Linked DNA regions of Homo sapiens: region 2 is linked to region 1. A link is a contact called in ENCODE Hi-C or POLR2A ChIA-PET data. All regions are on one chromosome and are shown on one strand. The core of a region is the stretch at or near the end of the contact, and the rest is flanking DNA. Distances in the headings are between cores, read along the strand shown.

Region 1 (3,652 bases), core at 747-3,246:
TATTAGGGATAGGAAATGTGTTTCCTCACCTTTGTGGGGCATTGCTGGTGATATATAACTTCCACAAAGAGAGGTGGACAATAGGCTGAGAGATAGAGACTTAGGTTCCTCGCCAGCTGCATCTGGGCCTGGATGGGTGGGCCTTAACCACTCTTTTGGTCTGTTTCTTGCTAGTAAATAGGCGTCATCGTTCCCGTCCCCTGTGTGCTTCTGGGACACTGTGTGCTTAGCTAGACCTATTTCCCTACTGTAGTCACTCCTGAGCTGCGTGGTCGTTTGAAGGAGTTAAGCACCCATAAGTGCTTGTGGCCAACAGCAGTGATCTAGAGACTGACTCAAGTTAAGATTATTTGATGTGCTCTATAAGGCCTCTGAAGAAAGCTTAGGCAGGTAAATATTTTAAATTGTTTTCATGGATTTTATTTCATATATAATATTTGCATCCTGTGGTGGAAATAGAAAAACACCTTAGTAGGTCCTGTAGCTTACTATGCATTTTCCAGTGCAGGGGGGTTCTTTATTAGCAGATTTACACTCCACTGTCTTTTTCTTCAAGTAATGGAATTTTTTTTTGATTTACTGTGCACTATGGTTGGTCACAAAATTATAGTTCCTGTGAAAGAGCTGAAAGGAACATTTGTGAAGGACTTATGCTGTGCTTATACTGTTAAGTTGCTCAGAGGAAAGTATGAAGGCGAGCTCTGATGCAAGAGCCTGCTGGGGCTGGAGCAGAAAATTAGTGCTTCATTTTTAACTTGAATATGCCACAGAGCTTCTAGAGGACTCGAGAGCCAAACAGTGGTGGATTGGTCTTCGATTTTCTCATAGTGATCTTGCTTTGAGGAAGTTTTTCCCTTTCCTAATACTCACTCACTTATAAGATAGTGAACATAGGGAGGCAGGAAATTAGTTTCTATCAGGTACCTTTTATGTGCCAGGTGTTTTAGATACATTTTATTTTTTACTCCTCCTTCTAAGTGAGATGCAGAAGGTAAAGAACAGTTCCAAGGTCACGTGTCAAATTGAGACGCGTGGTTTCACGTTGGCCGCAGGTCTGGCTGATGCGGTCAGTGTTGTTGCCACTACAGCGTGTTAGATTAATATGCGATATTAGTTCATTTCTTTGAAATCTTCAGAGAGAAGAAAGAATGTTTTCTTAAAGAAATTGGACTAGTTTGATTAATAATTTTAGCATCACATATCCTCCCACTGAAACAGGTGGGAAAACTGTGAGAAGTTATTTGCTCTTGACCAAGAATGTATTTAAGACAGTTAATGCAAATTTTCTTATCAATGTTATACTTAGAAATCAAATGTGTAATGGTACTAAGAATATGGCAGTTGGGTAACATTAAGTTAAAAAAAAAGTAGTAAAAATTACTTTTGTTGACATACCTAATGTGGTTATAACAAGGTTCTTTTAAGAGAAACACAAGATTGCCATACTGAAATCCTTCTAATGCTGCGATTTAAATCCATACACAAACAAATGCTGTTTTGGAACTTTTCAGAATGTTAAAATTGTCTTCAATGAATGTTTATGAAGAAATTACTGAAAAAGCATTTCTTAATAGTGAAGTGCCTGTTTTTTTTTTCAGTCTATCGTCCAAAACACTCTTTTCTAAATGAGTAGCAAAGGGGTTAAAAAATCATTAATCTCCCAAAGGGTCTGTGAGAGAGTTATGTGGTTAGGTATTATTATTGCCTCATTTATAAACCAAGATCCGGAGTGACTCCTTAAGGTCACAAAACAAGCCAGTATTGAAGCCGGGACTGGAACCGACGTCTCCTGCCTCCCAGTCCAGGGCTGTTACCACTCCCAGGGAGTTGACCAATCATCACAGTTATTAATATCCCACTTGCCACATGCTACAAGCCATGAACATAAATATTTTGTTGGCATTTTATCTTCATGCTCCCTATGTGCCAGGCTCCCTTTCTTTCTATGTTCACAGCCCCTTCTAATAACTCACGTTCTTGTCTGACCACATTGGCCTTTGCGTGAAAGTCACACGTCACCCCGGCAGGGAATGTTCAAGCATGCGGATTTGCATACTTTCATTCTGATCTCAAGGCTTTTTCTAGACTTCCTTTTTTTTTTTTTTTAAATCTCGTGTGTGTGTGTGTGTGTGTGTGTGTGTGTGTGTGTGTGTGACAGGGAGGATGGTAAGAAGTAGTTTAAAAATGCATTGTGTGCTACATCAATATCCAATGGCTTTGTACATTAGGAAACAGTAAAGCTTTAAATAGTTTGTAACATATGTCCACATAATTTATCACAGAATTGTGGTTTATTTAATAAGTGACTCATTATCACTATCTGATAGCCAGAATACTGGATAAAGAATAAGTGTGGGCAGAAGTTATTCACCATTTCTTATAGCCTCATCCCAGAATACAGCTCTTCTTTGCAAATTACAGATTCTTTGCAGTTTTCTCCCACCCGCCCCCCCAACGCCTCTATAAGAATATACAAAATTGTCAGAAAACATGAAATAATGTTACGGGAAAACATGGCCAAATTTAAGAAATCTGGCTTAGATTGCTCTGAAAGGTTATTGCTAAATGAATCTTCGAAGAAAACGAATTCCTTTACTGGAACAAAAGTAATTTATTATGCATTTCATGGGTGTCTGCCAGAAGAGTTACTAGCAGTATGAAGATCCAGTGGATATGAATTAAGTACAATCTGTTAGTTCTGTTCATGTTTAGACCTACCTGTTAATTTTCTCTGAAATTTTAATAATTTAAAAAAGCATCTCCATAGACAGGTGTTGGCAATGTGACAATTCACCACTCAGCTACCCATCACATCAGGCTTTTTTAAAGGCCCAGTACTCAGAATTTGTGAGACTGAGCACAAAGACATTATTTTATTGACCTCATATTTTAAGAATGATTTGGACAAATACATAACTAGGCATTGATTCTAATGTCCTGTTGGGGTCTTACGAGTAAACGGTTCCAAGTCAACATCTGACGATGCTTAAATCATGATCCGACTTGATGGTGTGCTGCCTGTTTTGGTTGTTGGCCTGGCACGGTTTCACCAGAGCTGGGCCACATGCTGCAGAACCATATTTTTATTTTATTAAACACAAGTATTTTACATTTAAAGCTCTCATTAAATTTAGTTGCTTGATTCGTGGTGAAGCCTGAATATGGTCAAAAGTTTATTCTGGGGGTTCACGGATTAGCAGCTGGGAGGAAACAGATTCCAGCAGCCAGGCGCTAGCTCCAGCTCTGTCTGTGTGAGTATAGCAAGCTGCCAAGGTTCTGTAAAGCCTCTGTTTTCCTCCTTCTACTAAAGGGGAAAAGTAATTCCTACCATCTGGTCCTTAGGAGTATTGTGTAGAGTGAGTGGGAGATGCCTGGAGACCTCTTTGAAGTTTAAGAAGAATAGCACTACTTAAATACGGGTCTTGGAAGTTAATAGTAATCAGCTTTATTTGCGTGGCATTTTTTTTCATCCCAAGATATTAGAATAAGATCCTCACTTTCTTAATGGGGAAATTTAGAGACGTAGAGTTATTGTGTTAAGAAAGTAACCACATTTTAGAGATTTGTATTTCACTGATAGCAAATTTTTTATTCCTTCTGATACTTAGTACTTTCCTAATGCTTTTTGTGGTTTAAGTGCATTGTAAATGCT
Region 2 (3,652 bases), core at 718-3,217, 51 kb after region 1:
CTGGAGTGCCGTGGCACAATCTTGGTTCACTGCAAACTTCACCTCCCAGGTTCAAACAATTCTCCTGCCTCAGCCTCCCAAGTAGCTGGGATTACAAGCCTGCACCACCACACCCAGCCATTTTTTTTTTAGTGATACAGGGGTCTCACCATGTTGGCCAAGCTGGTCTCCAACTCCTGACCTCAGGTGATCCACCTACCTCAGCCTTCCAAAGTGCTGGGATTACAGGCATGAGCCTCTGCACTCGGCCTAAAAAAAGAAAAAAACTGAGTTAATTCTTATCTGAGGTTGATTCACAATAGATCTATCAATTTCATCTCTTTCATTACTTAACACATGGCTTACAATACAAAACTATTCTGAAGTCAACTATTTATTGTTTTTGAATTTATTTACCTATTACCTGATAGGGAACCATGGGAACTTAGAACTAGCAAAGGCTTAGGAACACTGTGGTTTATCTCAGGTCTAAATATTGGAGCCCCAAAGGGATCAATATTTTGTCCATAATTGTAGAGATCCTTAAGCGACAGAGCCTGGAATGGACCCCGACTTTCCTGACCCCAACCTGAGGATTCTCCTTCACTAACATGGCAACATCCGCTCCCAGTCATGACTGTGACACTTCCCCTGAAGAGAGAAGCCTCAGGCCACACCGTTTGTGAGGACCAGGCCAGAAAGAAGCCACAGCGCTCCTCCTGGGTGCTTGTCTGAGGTGGTTTCCTTAACTTAGTTAAGAAAAGGAGAGCATTTCCCTTTCCTCCCCATAATGTAAGAGTCATTCATTATCGGAGTAGGGACTGATAGTTTATTTCTAAAATATCTATTGCAGTCATCAAAATCATTATTAGTAGTACATATATTTTACATTTTATAGGATTAACTTGTCATGGCCCTTTCAAGTGCACTATTGTGTCCTAGCTGTGCCTTTGAGTGACAAGTATTGGTGTTCCCATACTACTGGGAAGAAATTTGAAGCCCAGTGTGGTGTTTGCTAATGGTAACATAACCAGCAGGTACGAATAAGCAGGAGGGATGAGCTCTCAGGAACACAGGTCTTTTAATTCCTCTCCTTGACCCATTCATTTATGTGACAGCTTCTGTGACTGAGATGACAGCTAGTTCTGCAACTGTGAGTGGGGAATTGAAATCTCCTGTAATTTATGTTGAAAAAAATCTTGGATGATTTATTCCTGCCAGGCACTCTCTTTGGCCTCTGACCTTCAAAAGTCCTCACCCAAAGGACAGTTTGTGACTGGGTTCCTGTTTGGAAGGTTGTCGCTGAAGGTGTATGCAGTGTGGCTGGAAACAGCACCCCGGCCCTTGGTGGCTGCGCTTGGTTCCCCTTAAGGAAGCTCCTATGCCGTGCTGGGGCCTGGCCTTTAATTCCCAGAGGGCATTAGTGCTAGCGACACCTCACATCACCACTGAGGCACCTGCCTCTGTTGTTCTCATGTGCATTTTCCAAATCCCCAAATCTGTGCGTTTCCAGAAGTTTCTGGAATGGGGAAGATCTCAAGGACTTACTTGTTTTAATGGTTACAAAAGGCTGGTTGGGCCAATTTCCTTAGGGCATGACCTCTCTGGGGAAGAATTCTGCACCCACAAATCACGGATGGAACAAGGAAGTATTTTTATTCATGTGCCCCGTATCCCTTTTTTCTTTTGAGGCGTCCACCAAAGGCTCAGGATTACCTCTCCTGCCTGCTCCTCACCTCAAAGGTAAACAGACCATAAATTCTGCAGTAAAGCAGTGCAAAGGTTTTAAAGGCTGTGTTTACAACCAGGTTTGATCTCTGAAAACTGAACTTTACTCAAGATAGAGAAAAATCCGAGGAAGAAAGGAAAGGGAGAGATAGCTTGCATCGCACAAATCTCTTTTCACCTCATCGGCCCCCAACCTGGGAGACACACATTCCTTGTATTCAGAACCCAGCGTTCTCACCTCTCGACATCTGCCACGCAAGTTAATGGCAGTTGGGTGTTTGCATGGGAGTGCTGCCCACAAAACCTGTTCCTCATGATTAATGATCAGTTAGTTAAGTGTTTCAGGTCTACAGGATGGCTTCTGTGGACAAGAGAGAAGATTCTGAGCTTCAGATATGTTTGTTCTGTCAGGAAGTCTGTCCCTGGACTCAAAGGCCCTCTGAGGACTGAGGGTGGCTCCTGGGAGGTGTCTCCCCAGGGATCGTGACTCCCACCAGGCACCTGGTCCTGCAACCACAAACTAGAAAAGTGGATGCAGAGTAGCTATCAAATCCATTTGCCAAAACCTCCAAAAGCCTGCTCTTCCTGCTTCCAAGCTTGGCAGAAAGATCTTCCTAGGGATAGGCAAGTAGAGGCCATGAGCAGTCCCTGGAAAGAATGAAGGGCCGAACCTGGGAATCTGGGGGTGGCTCGGCCATTTAGGCTCCTTGGGGTGGGGCCATCAATGAAAAAAATATTAAGATGGCTCCTCATGACTACTTCTATCATCTGTCTTGGCAAGAGGATCTGAAATAACATCTACCTTTCCCTTTGTTTTCAATTAGCAGCAGAGTGAGAGCTTGGCCTGCTGACCGCCCCCTTGGCCAGATGAGCCCCCATGGATCCTAGCGGCCCCCATCCCTGCCCTCACTCCAGAGTGCCCTCTCCACCCATAACTGCATGGCTGTGATTAGTTATATAGCTCATTTGGATTCTACTTGCCTTTATTTCTCGCATGTGTTTGCCTTGTCTCCTGCTCTTGATTGTAGATGGCAGAAGTTTAGAATTTTAAGAGTCTCAGGACAGACGGAATCACACCTAATAGCACAGTGAAAGCACAGTGTCTGACTTTGCCTTGTCATTGATTGAGATTTGAGTCTAGAAGTCCCTGAATTTCAGCTGACAAGAAAGGGATGGGCTGGCATGAGAGTCACTCCATGCCCAGTGCTGGGCTGAGGACAGTGGCTGAGCCCACCGGTGGAGTCATCATCCTCTGTAGTCTCCATCGGCCCCTGCAAAGCTACCCAGGAAAAATGATGATCTTAATAACATCTTTTAATCTGGACAATTGCTATTTTTCAATTCAACGTGAAGTCTGAAAGGAACATTATTTTTATTAAACTTAACTCAAAAGTATGCTTGCTATAAAGACGCTCCTTTAAGACAAGTTCCCCAGCTCTCCCCTTTTAACCTTATCCTCTCCCATATGGAAATTCTGATTCCACCAGTGGCTACATCTCTGTGGGTTGCAAAGATGGGAGCTGAGGGGCTCACCATCAAGGAAACTGACCAGGTCAATATTGGTCAATACTGAAACCCTACCACAAGGCCAGCCAATGTCAGAGACAGACATTTTATTTGAAATGTAATAAATTTCAGAGTGTAATAAATAGAGAGGCTGTGACTGATGACTACTTTTTTTCAGAAGTAGATGGAGGTAATTTTGCTGTGCACATTCCGCCAAGCACAGGGTAAATAAATAACACTCAGCAAGTTACGAATTTGTTTAAACAGTGGGTGTCTCACTGGGTGTCAGAATCGTAAATGTATCTGAGGTCCCTTTTATACCATTCTCTGGATATAACAATCCTGATCCCTAACTGCAACATTTTTTTGGATTGCTTTAAACCCAAACTGTCAAGTGACAGACTCAGGAGTGAAAGTTAAGCTTTCAGTATCCAAAAAC

The links. A loop is a pair of places that touch in the nucleus more often than their neighbours do. ChIA-PET counts read pairs that join two places held with the same protein, here RNA polymerase II (POLR2A). Pooled maps may share reads with other maps.
Region 2: a loop to region 1 is called in a map of mammary epithelial cell, with 2.8 times the contacts of the local background. The contact joins two enhancer-like sites. A Hi-C loop is called at or near these places in 1 of 168 maps with a recorded cell type or tissue (mammary epithelial cell) and 1 of 50 pooled maps. POLR2A ChIA-PET finds 5 or more read pairs at or near these places in 5 of 52 experiments (AG04450, PC-3, Panc1 and 2 more).

The regions. Positions count from the first base shown.
Region 1 is chr18:22,188,920-22,192,571 of GRCh38, forward strand. The region is part of intron 6 of GATA6 (GATA binding protein 6); the gene reads left to right. Among named protein-coding and RNA genes, the nearest start is that of GATA6, 21 kb to the left of the region's middle. Within about 2 kb of position 1,997, at least 16 of the 41 ENCODE cell types and tissues checked have a DNase peak (open chromatin) inside an H3K27ac peak, as active enhancers do.
Region 2 is chr18:22,240,249-22,243,900 of GRCh38, forward strand. It overlaps LOC105372018 (a long non-coding RNA gene), which reads right to left. Exons shown (of 3, transcript XR_001753369.2): 3 at 2,684-2,784. Among named protein-coding and RNA genes, the nearest start is that of GATA6, 72 kb to the left of the region's middle. Within about 2 kb of position 1,968, at least 4 of the 41 ENCODE cell types and tissues checked have a DNase peak (open chromatin) inside an H3K27ac peak, as active enhancers do.